4 separate regions of the Homo sapiens genome follow, and regions 1, 2 and 3 are each linked to region 4. The links are chromatin contacts, found by Hi-C or POLR2A ChIA-PET in ENCODE. All regions are on one chromosome and are shown on one strand. Each heading gives the region's core, a stretch centred on a gene start or an enhancer-like site at or near the end of the contact. The rest is flanking DNA. Distances are from core to core; before and after follow the strand shown.

Region 1 (2,700 bases), core at 129-2,628, 4.6 Mb after region 4:
AAGTGGTTTGCTGTATATTTAATTTATTCATTTCACGTAGCTACTATTGACATACTTGTCTCCCTATATATGTTTGAGTCCGTGGATGGTGGGGACTTTGTAATGGTTTCTCTGTCCCTATGTCTAACAGGAGGCACACAGATGGAGTGCAATAAAATGTCTGATGAATAAATGACCAGCTATGAGGTGTAAGGGAGAATAGGAATCCATTAATGAGAAAGGTCATTTCTAGTGGCAATGAATATCAGATAAGATAGATTTAAGAATTATTTAGAAATTAGGATGAATAAGACTTGGTGATATATTGGCGATGGGGTATAAAATAAGAAACACTGGCTTTCTAGGTTTCTGGATTACAGATGCATGATAATAGTTATAATGGTATAATAACAATAGCTAATATTTATTAGGCACTCTGTGTCATGAAGTACGCAAAGTGTTTACATGAATTAAGCCATTTAAACTCTTAATGACTCAGTGAGGCAGGTTCTGTATACTCATTCACTGATGAGAAAATTGGGGCTAGAGAGATTCATTTGCCTAAGGTCACTCAGCTAGCAGGTGGCAGGCTCAAGCCCAGTAATTCTGACTCCAACAACCATACATATAGTCTACTTTTCTTTACTGCCTCTAATAGATGAGATTAATACCCAGAATGATGGTCCTATTCAATAAGTGTATCACACAAATGCACGTTTCTCTTTTGCTAAACATAGAGACACATACTATGACTACCTCTATTATTATTATTTTTTTTTGATTTTTGGGATCTTGGCTCTTTCTGTATTTTTCCTACCTGGAAGACCTAAAGTGGGGTAGAAGTTTGATAAAACAGTTGGCACAAAAGATGAGAGAAGACAGGTACAGACATGACATTCTCGAACGCTCTGGCAGTTGCTGGAATGATGGGATCTGGGTTCTACAGGATTCCTCCCCTCCCATCTCCCGCCACACACACACACGTCGTAAGGTGTATATGGCCGCGGAGTCTCAGGTTGGTTCTAGGAGTCCTCAACCCACGGCAAAGGTGCCTCTTCTCCCTCCTGGAGAGCCCAACATGCTTGAAGTTAACCTGAGGCCGCCTCTCGGGCCCGGCGAAACAGAGCGCGGGCCCGACGAAACAGAGCGCGGGCCCGACGAAACAGAGCGCAGCTCCGGCTCGCGCTGGTTCCCAGGGAAACCGCCCGCGGAGGAACCTCGGGCCAGGGCCGTGACACCTGCGACGAGCCCCGCCTGGCGCCAGGGGGCGCGGAAGCGCGTCCGCCCCCAGGCCCCATGCCGGGCTCGCCCCGCCCCTGCCGGCCACACCCCCCTACCCCGCCCTCCCTCCGTGAGGACCGGCCGCTCCCGGCTCCCGGCCCCCGGCCCCGCTTCCGGCGCAGGCGCAGTCCCGCGTTCCCTCGGCGGCTGCCGGCGTAGTGAGCCCGCCGCCGTGGAGTGTAGCGGAAAGGGCTCGCCGTCCTCCTCCGTTTCTCGCTGCTTCGGGACGCGCTCTCTGCGGCTCTGTGAGCGCCCCTGAGCGCCGGCAGCGGCCGCGGTGGGTTCTTCAGGTGAGTGCGGCCGCGGGAGGGAGAGGCCCGGAGCGTAGAGCACCGCCCCCCTCGGCGCCCGCGCGCCCGCCTCTGGCGAGTCGGCCAGGAGGGGCGGCCGCGGCAGGTGCAGGTGCTGGCGCCGTGCAGGGCGCGGCACGCGGGGGTTCGGGGGGATGCCCAGGCCCGGTGAGCTCGCTCTCCGCCTGGGCACTTGGGCTCCGGGCCCTTGGGGGCGGCGTGTGGGGGGGACTTTGGCGACCCGGGTCAGCCGGCCGCCCCCTGGGCTGCTGGTGGGCGTCGGGCGGCGGCTCCTCCCCCGGGCACGGGCGCGTTACACATTAACTGCGCGGTCCCGCGCGCCCGGGGCAGGGAGCCCGAGTCCAGCGGGTTACCTGGCGGCGGGCGGGCGCGGCCGGGAGCGGAGGGCCGCGGTCGCGAAGAGGATGAAGAGAGAGTTCCCGAACAAGTCGGAAGCAGCTCACAACACCGGACGCCGCGCGGCAGGGCTGTGGACCTGGGGTGGTTTCGTGTCCCAGTCTTAGGAAACTACGCGCGAGGCACCGTGCTGAGGCGTAGAGGTCACCCTCGGGAGGTTTCGGTGAAACCTGGTGGGAAATTCCGGGCAGGCGCCCGGAGTCGCGCCCAAGTAGGCAGCTCCGTGCCGCCAGACTTGTGTTCGGGGGAGTTGAGACGAACTGCACGGGTGGGATTGCATGGCTCTGCCCTCCCAGCGTTGACAACTCGCCCCGACCGCCCAGGAAGCGCGAGCTTACTGGCTCCAGAAGTGATGATGCTGGGTGGAAGTCGCAGCATGTGAAGAGTTGCCGGTTGTTATGGGATTAAAAAAGATGAAAGGGTAAGGTCTTGAAAGACACGAGCGCTGAGTTAGTTAGTACTGATTACTGAGAGGCAATTTAGTTTCATGGAAATGTTGCCTGTTCGGAGGCTACCTGTTATACACTCTCCTGTTTCACCCCAACTCCTTCCGTTCAGTGTCGGGTTAAAAGCCTTGTAATCTCTTGCAGTGGAATGATTGCATAATTGGAGGAGGGGCCCATAAGAGGATTACAACAAAACTGTTCCATTGTAAATCAGTTGAAAGACCCAGTTCTTGTTCATTATCCTTTTTCTCATTTTGTTGTTCATGAAGGTTTTTTTTTCTTCCAGT
Region 2 (2,805 bases), core at 149-2,648, 4.1 Mb after region 4:
AAATGGGTACCCAGATCACCAGACTGGCCTCCAGGACTGCAACCATGCTTTTTCCACCATACCAAGTGCAGATTGAGTCTTTTTTATGCAAAAATGCTTGGATTTGAGGGGATTTTGGAATATTTGCATATACATAAATTATCCAGGAGATGGGACCCAAGCCTAAACGAAATTCATTTATGTTTCACATATACCTTATACACACAGCCTGAAGATTATTTCATACAATACTTTTAGTTATTTTGTGCATGAAAAAAAGTTTTGATTGCATTTTTGACTGCGACCTGGCAAATAAGATCAGGTGTGGAATTTTCCACTTGTGGCATCATGTCAGTGCGCAAAAAGTTTCAGATTTTGGAGCATTTCAAATTTTTGGATTAGAGATGCCCAACCTTACAGATGTTGTTTGGGTTATTCTATGAATGATTTCTGGCCAGTTTCTCAGGAAACACGCTCTACTACAGTATATTTTTTAATGAGTGAAAAAGAAATTAAGAATGGAGGGGAAAGTTTCAAACTGGAGAGACATCTTTGAGTAAAGTATCGTGGCTGAATGTTCCTACCTTTATTGACCATGTGACCTGGTTAAATCACTTAGGTTCTATTAGGCCTCAGTCTTCTCTTCTGTAAAATGAGATGTTTAGACCTAAGGACACCTTTCCAGTTCCCTTCCCGTTGGGACATTCTAGGATTCTGAGAGAGAAGCCCCCCTGGCCTCAAGATACCTCCACTCTCTTGGGTGTGCTCTAAGATGACTGCATTCATGTTAGAAGCATCTGAACTACGCCAGAGACAACCTACTGTAGATCTAAGGAAGAAAAAATGAATGGCAATGAATGCGAGAGGAAGGTGGGGGGGAAAGAAGCCCACGAAGATTAGAGATGGAAATGGCAACATAAACAGCATGCAAAGATAACCACTGACGGGTATCTAGCGTTTACGATGCAAATAAAACTCTGCTGGTCTCTGAGGATGCAGAAACAAGACATTGTTTTTGGTCTTAAGCCGTTCACAGAATGCCCGGGGGTTACACTTTGCATTTAAGCACGGACATATAACTTCCACCTTTAAAAGTCCTGGATGTGAGAAAGATAAGAACAACGGATAAATGAAAATATTAACAAAACGTCTGAGTATGCCAGAGGCCACGTGAAAAGACGGTGTGTGGAAACAGGTGGGACCCACTGCTAAGCTGGATGCGCGAGTAGGACAAAAAAATTGGCCCCCACTCCCGGGCCTCACCCAGACACAAAAGAAACGTCCTCTGCCCTCAGAGGCGCAGCCTTTCCTCAGCCAGCAGAGCGGCTGGGCTGCAGAGTCCCCGCCCCCGGCCGGCCCCTGTCGCCCGCGCCTCCCTCCCTCGGGCCTCGGAAGTGACGCAAGCGCCCCCCCACCGCCGCTAGATCCGCTGCTGCTGCCGCGGCGGGCAGACCTGCAGGAGGCGGCGGCGGCGGCGGCGGCCGAGGCTGAAGGAAGATGGCGGACGGCGTGGACCACATAGACATTTACGCGGATGTCGGCGAAGAGTTCAACCAGGTACGTGAGAGCCCAGGTCCCCGCCGCCGACGCGGGCGGCGCTGCGGCCGGGAAGCTGACCCGGGGCCCGCTGCGGCCGCGAGCCGAAGCGACTGCAGAGTGTGCGCCCTTGCCGCCTCTGGGCCGCGCCGCCGACCCCTGGCGTGGCGCCCCCCCGCCCCTCGTTCTACCGCGTCGTTTCACGGGCCGCGGGCGCGGCGAGTCGCCGCGGGGCCCGGAGCGCGGACGCGGGCCGCTGTGCAGCTGCCGCCGGCTCCTCCCTCGCCGGCGCTGCCTCGCTCCCTATTGTTGGCGGCACCCGGCTGGCGCTTCCCGCCGCGCTAGGCCCGGGCGGTGGGGCCGCGTGTAAGCGGCGGAGAGAACTGGCCGCCGCCGCGCCCCCTCCCCCGTCGCTGGTCGGAGGAGGAAGCCCTGGCGGGGCGCGTGCCCGCCGCCGCCGCCCCTTCCCCGCCGCTGCCGCTCGGGCTCCGATTCCTCCCATCGCTCCATTTTGTCTCCCTGCCCGCGCACTGTCGCCTCATGGAAGGCCGCGTTCACGGCCCTTTGTATCCCGCGCGCCCAGTCCCCGGGGCTCTCCTTCTCGGGTTTGCGACAGGTTTCGGCGTGGCGCCTTCCTCCTCCCCTCACACTTTCTGAAGGCGACTGAGGTGCGGGCTCATTTGCAACAAGTCCTTTGACTTTTGGAGCCACAGATAAAAGTCGGTGCGCTGGTCCTGCCTCATTAATCCAGGGCTTGCAGTGCTTTGAAGCCCAGTCGTTGTTGGCCTTTGTGATGAAAATACCTGTGAAGATGAGTGGCCGGGGACCAAAAGGAAGAATTGGAAGCGCGATGGTTGGATGGAACAAAAAGATGTTAGCTCACCCACAGATCTCATAGTGATTAAAATGAAAGAACGTTCACCCCAAATCCTTATGATGTGGTTTAAAAATAAAGAGTTATAGATAAGACCCTATTTTCGAAAACAAAGTGTTAAATCCCCCCACCCCCACCCCCGGGCCCCGTGTTACCTTTTGAAAGGTTGAGCGAAAGTGAGAATGCAAGGTTTTCCTGAACGACGTTGCTTAGAGGTAACGCGGGGCTGTGATGTCTGTTAATGGGCATCCTTGCAAAAGATGTCGTTTGTTGCTAGTGACGTTTAAGGTTTGAACCTGCTGTTCGTATCTACTGCATTTTATGTAGTAACACATTTAAAACAATTAAATTGTGCTTAACTGCAATGTTCCTAAAAGCCTTATTTTTTTGTATTTCCCAGGTCCCTATGAGAAGTT
Region 3 (2,700 bases), core at 16-2,515, 4.4 Mb after region 4:
AGACCAAGGCAGGAAGATTGCTTGAGCCCAGGAGTTCCAGGCCAGCCTGGGCAACATAGAAGACCCCATCTCTAAAAAAAACAAAACAGAAAAAGAAAAATCCAGGAGCTTGTTTTGTTTTGTTTTTGTTTTGAGACAGAGTCTCGCTCTGTTGCCCAGGCTGGAGTGCAGCGGCGTGATCTCGGCTCACTGAAACCTCTGCCTCCCGGGTTCAAGCAATTATCCTGCCTCAGCCTCCTGAGTAGCTGGGATTACGGGCATGCACACCACGCCCGGCTAATTTTTGTATTTTCAGTAGAGACAGGGTTTCACCATGTTGGCCAGGCTGGTCTCCAACTCCTGACCTCAGGTGATCCGCCCACCTCGGCCTCCCAAAGTGCTGGGATTACAGGGGTGAGCCACCGCGCCCTGCCGAGGAGCTTAAGCGATCAGTTAGTCAAAGGGAGAAAAGAGGGTATCAGTAGATGACAGAAAAATTTTTTAGAGAACAAATTTTTAGACATCCGTCAACTTAGAGAAAGTAGAAAACTGTCTATAATAAACTGAAATATTTGGGACTGATCTTGATGTCTGCCAAGGTTTTGGCAGACATCAAGATCAGTCCCAAATATTTCAGTTTATTATAAACAAAGACTAATAAGTCGTCTCTACTATTGGAGGAAAAAAAAAAAAAAGACCGAAATGCAAAAATTCCTGAAAATGAGTAAATAGGGCAAAGATAAAATACTATAAATGTCTCTCTCAGTTCACAAGACCTTATCCTGGGCAGTCAACGTCCAGTTAGAAATAACGTCTGAAAATTCAGTAAGAGAAAAGGAAGTCTTCTTCTGTAATACTCAGTAAATAATGTTTAAAATTAACATAGCAATAATATTATCTGGGAATATGATAGTAAATAGCCCCTCCAAAAAACTGAAAAAGTTGAAAGCAGTTTTCCTGGAGACAGGAAGTGGTGAGGCAGATAAATTATGTTTTTCCTTATTGGTATATAACACTTTAAACTGTGTACATGTGTGACTTTAATAGAAGTGTTTAAAGATTAAATTTAAGAAAATAAAAAGTGTGAGCAAGAACTCCATTTCTATGGCAACCCGCGCGGCAGCCGCCTCTTTGTTCTGGAGCGGCGGCCACGCCCCCTCCAGTGTGAAAGGCTGCGTTTCCGGCCCGTGGGGCTCCAATCAAAATGGGACGCCTGCTGGCGGTAACGACAGGCCGGGGCCCCGCCCCCCGAAGTAGGGCGTGTGGCGTCACTTCCGGCTTCCTTCAGTCCGCTGGTCCCGAGCACGAGCTGTGAGGGGATTCACTTGTGTGCGGAACTCCTCGGAACCATGGTGAGCCTGACTCCCCTGCCTCTTGCCCTACCCCTGCTCCGCCGTGCTCTTGCCACCCCACTGCTTCCTCTGTCCTGCTAGGGTCGTAGGCTCCGTTTCTGTCTCCCCGGCCCTCCGCACATGGTGCGAGCCATGCGCGGGGCGTGCGGCCTGCGCCAGGCCAGCCGGTGGAGCTCACCACGAGGGGGAGGGGTGGACCGCAAAGCCAGCGTCTCCTTGTGCCTAGGTCTTTGCATAGTCCCGGCAGCCCAGGTCCGCGCCTCACCCGGAGCGAAGAAATTTCTAGTGTGGGACCCGCTCCGCCCTCCTTCTAGGGGCGGAGCCTGGAGCGACGGGGTCTGAGCCATCAGAGGGTGGAGGGGCCGCAGCCTTCCGAGGGTGGAAGATGGAGGCCGCGTTCCCTCGCCCGCCCGGCAGGCGTCACCTTGATGGCCTGCAACCCCTCCCTGCCTCATTCTTAGTTCAAGATCGTCTTTAGTCTCGCTGTACGTAACTGTCAATCTCGCTGGTGTATAATTTATACTCCCGGGGGCCTTGTAAATCCGAAAAGCCATGTCGCTCTCCTACAAGTCCCTCTCTCCCACTTAAATGCTTTCTCCGATGATGGAAGCTTCATTTGATTGAAAACATTGTTGTAAATGAGTTTTCTCTTAGATGTCCACTTGTAAGACTAGTGGAAGGCACCTCAGTGTATGTGTTAGAGTATTGGTACTTAAACGGAATGCCTCTTGGTTTTCCTTTTCAGGCGTCCCTTTCCCTTGCACCTGTTAACATCTTTAAGGCAGGAGCTGATGAAGAGAGAGCAGAGACAGCTCGTCTGGTAAGCCTTGTTCTAAGCATTGTTTTAAAGATAAAACTGGAGGCCAGGCGCGGTGGCTTACTCCTGTAATCCCAGTACTTTGGGAGGCCGAGGTAGGCGGATGAACTGAGGTCAGGAGTTCGAGACCAGCCTGGCCAACATGGTAAAACCCCGTTTCTACTAGAAATACAAAAATTAGCCGGGCGTGGTGATGGGCACCTGTAATCCCAGCTACTCGGGAGGCTGAGGCAGGAGGATCGCTTGAACCCAGGAGGCGGAGGTTGCAGTGAGCTGAGATCGCGCCATTGCACTCCAGCCTGGGCGACAGAGCGACACTCTGCCTCAAAAAAAAAAAAAAGTAAATAAAGATAAAACTGTACTTGAAGACTGTAAAGTTGATTCTGATAATCTCCTTGGTTTTTACTCCAGACTTCTTTTATTGGTGCCATCGCCATTGGAGACTTGGTAAAGAGCACCTTGGGACCCAAAGGCATGGTAAGAAAAATAGAAAAGTTTTATATTTTAATATTGTTTTAGAGCGCTTGGTGGAAATATAATAACAAGCGTATT
Region 4 (2,700 bases), core at 192-2,691:
GAGACGGGGTTTCACCATGTTGGCCAGGCTGGTCTCAAACTCCTGACCTCGTGATCCGTCCCCTGACCCCCGCCCCCCGCCCCGCCTCCCAAAGTGCTAGGATTACAGGCGTGAGCCACCGCGCCCGGCCGTATTTATGCTTTTGACTAACGTTTTTCTGTACAGGTGTATAGGGTAATGTAATAGGTAAAATAACTCATTCAACAACAAAAAATTATTGTAGTATTTTGTAGCTACTAGGATTGAAGTACTAAAGAATTGTCTGTCTGCCAAGGTTTGGGGAAATGGGAAAATGGGACAAGATCTTCACCACATGGGGCACATTTCACCTCTCTGGGATTCATTTCCTATTCTGTAAATGGCAGAGTTGGGGTTCCAGGTCTTGTCCTTGTTTTTTTGACTTTGTGTGAAGGTTTCTCCACCTCACCTGGCACTAGTCTTATTTCAAAATATTCATCTCATACTATCCTCTCTTTGCAATTCTTTAATTCATTCAACAAATATTTATTGAGCTTCTACTAGTATTGTGAGTAACAGAAGCAAGGTTCCTCCACACATGGAGCTTATTATAGTCCAAAAGGATAGGACAATAAATAATTTTGAAAGTAAACAAATATTTATTAATAACTGATAAATAACTATTGGTTGGAAAGGTGCTAAGAAGGAAATAAATAGGATCATGTGTTATGTCTCTGAGAGTCTTAGAATGAAGCAGACAAGCTCTTTCACTTTCAAGTGCTGACGTAGTAAAGTCATTAGGTTTCAAAAAAGGAAAAAAAGATAATATCTTACAATTAACTAATGAATGAACAGCCATTACGCTAGAAGAAAATTGTATTGTGATTGGTGTACTCCGTATCTTCTCAGAATGAGAGAGGTGAGGCTTCTCAAAAAGAGCAGCGAGAGAAAGTCACTTAAAAATTTTTTTTTTTTGGTAGGTCAAGCTAAAGACGAACTGAAAATAGACAACCTGAAGTCAGACGGGAAAGCTGCCAATCTAGTCTGGCCAGCAGAATTTCTTTCAGTAGGTCTAGGCTCCCTCGGCATTGGGAATCCAGATGTAAAGAAAACTTACGCCATAAACTTCAAGGTAGATTTCAGTTATTACTGCCCGGTGGCAGGAACCTAGGAAGGTGAGGTCAAGGTGTGGTTTAGTAAGAGACAGCTCCCGGGAACGGCACTTGGAAGGGCAGGGCGGAGAACAGCTGGAGATGAGATAGAGAGCAGGGGGAGAATGCGCCGACACCTCAAGGTGAGAGAGTAGAAACAGTCTCCGCCGTGGGAGCCGCGCGCTGCTCAGGTGGCTCTTTCCCGCTCAGGTGAGCTCCTCCCGCGCCTCCCATTGGCCGAGATGCCCGCGGCGCTGGGAGGGCGACGCAGCGCGGTCTAGTTCAGGGTCTAGGGCGGCGCGTCACTTCCGGTAGCGCGGAGCTTGTAAAACACCCTGGAGAGAAAATGGCGGCGGCAGCAGCTTCGGCGCCTCAGCAGCTCTCGGATGAGGAGCTTTTCTCTCAGCTCCGCCGTTACGGCCTGTCTCCCGGACCAGTGACGGAGAGCACCCGCCCGGTCTACCTCAAGAAGCTGAAGAAGCTTCGAGAGGAAGAGCAGCAACAGCACCGGTCAGGGGGCCGCGGCAACAAGACGCGGAACAGTAATAACAATAACACGGCAGCCGCCACGGTCGCAGCCGCGGGACCAGCGGCGGCGGCGGCCGCGGGGATGGGGGTCCGGCCGGTCTCGGGCGACCTCTCCTACTTACGGACTCCTGGGGGCCTGTGCCGAATCTCGGCCTCTGGCCCAGAGAGCCTCCTGGGAGGGCCCGGGGGCGCCTCCGCCGCCCCCGCGGCTGGCAGCAAAGTGCTGCTGGGCTTCAGCTCGGACGAGTCGGACGTGGAGGCCAGTCCCCGGGACCAGGCCGGCGGCGGCGGGAGGAAAGACCGGGCTTCGCTCCAGTACCGCGGGCTCAAAGCGCCGCCGGCGCCCCTGGCCGCCAGCGAGGTGACTAACAGCAACTCTGCAGAGCGAAGGAAGCCCCACTCGTGGTGGGGGGCCAGGAGGCCGGCGGGCCCCGAGCTGCAGACCCCGCCGGGGAAAGATGGAGCAGTGGAGGACGAGGAAGGGGAGGGAGAGGACGGTGAGGAGAGGGACCCGGAGACCGAGGAGCCGCTCTGGGCGAGCCGGACCGTGAATGGCAGCCGGCTTGTCCCCTACAGCTGCCGGGAAAACTATTCGGACTCAGAGGAAGAGGACGACGACGACGTGGCCTCCAGCAGACAGGTATTAAAGGACGACTCCCTTTCCCGGCATCGGCCCAGACGAACCCATAGTAAGCCTCTCCCCCCGCTGACTGCTAAATCGGCCGGCGGCAGGCTGGAGACTTCAGTTCAGGGAGGGGGAGGACTCGCGATGAATGACAGGGCGGCGGCTGCCGGGAGTCTAGACAGGAGCCGAAACCTCGAAGAGGCGGCGGCCGCGGAGCAGGGAGGAGGGTGTGATCAAGTGGACTCCAGCCCCGTTCCTAGATACCGTGTTAACGCTAAGAAACTGACCCCTCTCCTGCCCCCGCCACTTACTGACATGGACTCAACCTTGGATTCGTCAACAGGCTCCCTTCTGAAAACCAATAATCATATTGGCGGTGGGGCCTTCAGTGTGGACTCCCCCAGGATTTATTCTAACAGTCTCCCTCCCAGTGCGGCG

What was found. A loop is a pair of places that touch in the nucleus more often than their neighbours do. ChIA-PET counts read pairs that join two places held with the same protein, here RNA polymerase II (POLR2A). Pooled maps may share reads with other maps.
Region 1: a loop to region 4 is called in a map of CD8-positive, alpha-beta T cell, with 17 times the contacts of the local background. The contact joins the promoter of RAB3IP here to the promoter of LEMD3 in region 4. A Hi-C loop is called at or near these places in 4 of 168 maps with a recorded cell type or tissue (CD4-positive, alpha-beta memory T cell, CD8-positive, alpha-beta T cell and naive thymus-derived CD4-positive, alpha-beta T cell) and 9 of 50 pooled maps. POLR2A ChIA-PET finds 5 or more read pairs at or near these places in 1 of 52 experiments (CD4-positive, alpha-beta T cell).
Region 2: a map of naive thymus-derived CD4-positive, alpha-beta T cell shows a loop between it and region 4 (6-fold over the local background). The contact joins the promoter of CPSF6 here to the promoter of LEMD3 in region 4. A Hi-C loop is called at or near these places in 1 of 168 maps with a recorded cell type or tissue (naive thymus-derived CD4-positive, alpha-beta T cell) and 7 of 50 pooled maps. POLR2A ChIA-PET finds 5 or more read pairs at or near these places in 1 of 52 experiments (T-cell).
Region 3: a map of CD8-positive, alpha-beta T cell shows a loop between it and region 4 (17-fold over the local background). The contact joins the promoter of CCT2 here to the promoter of LEMD3 in region 4. A Hi-C loop is called at or near these places in 2 of 168 maps with a recorded cell type or tissue (CD8-positive, alpha-beta T cell and naive thymus-derived CD4-positive, alpha-beta T cell) and 7 of 50 pooled maps. POLR2A ChIA-PET finds 5 or more read pairs at or near these places in 1 of 52 experiments (T-cell).

What each region holds. Positions count from the first base shown.
Region 1 is chr12:69,737,482-69,740,181 of GRCh38, forward strand. RAB3IP (RAB3A interacting protein) reads left to right here and starts at 1,379. Exons shown (of 11, transcript NM_022456.5): 1 at 1,379-1,550. LOC101928002 (a long non-coding RNA gene) reads right to left here and starts at 1,069. Exons shown (of 4, transcript NR_110072.2): 1 at 797-1,069. RefSeq lists a silencer at 1,127-1,956.
Region 2 is chr12:69,238,171-69,240,975 of GRCh38, forward strand. It overlaps CPSF6 (cleavage and polyadenylation specific factor 6), which reads left to right and starts at 1,399. Exons shown (of 10, transcript NM_007007.3): 1 at 1,399-1,536. The coding sequence starts at 1,477. RefSeq lists silencers at 1,222-1,721, 1,872-2,091 and enhancers at 1,555-2,135, 2,136-2,715.
Region 3 is chr12:69,584,194-69,586,893 of GRCh38, forward strand. CCT2 (chaperonin containing TCP1 subunit 2) reads left to right here and starts at 1,266. Exons shown (of 16, transcript NM_006431.3): 1 at 1,266-1,331; 2 at 2,077-2,151; 3 at 2,560-2,625. The coding sequence starts at 1,329. MIR3913-1 (microRNA 3913-1) reads right to left here and starts at 630; the gene lies at 529-630. It overlaps MIR3913-2 (microRNA 3913-2), which reads left to right and starts at 530; the gene lies at 530-629. RefSeq lists an enhancer at 1,297-1,636.
Region 4 is chr12:65,168,142-65,170,841 of GRCh38, forward strand. LEMD3 (LEM domain containing 3) reads left to right here and starts at 1,442. Exons shown (of 13, transcript NM_014319.5): 1 at 1,442-2,700. The coding sequence starts at 1,456. It overlaps LOC124902953 (a long non-coding RNA gene), which reads right to left and starts at 1,275. Exons shown (of 2, transcript XR_007063349.1): 1 at 1,076-1,275. RefSeq lists enhancers at 960-1,019, 1,205-1,777, 1,460-1,609, 2,520-2,599 and silencers at 1,730-1,939, 2,323-2,526.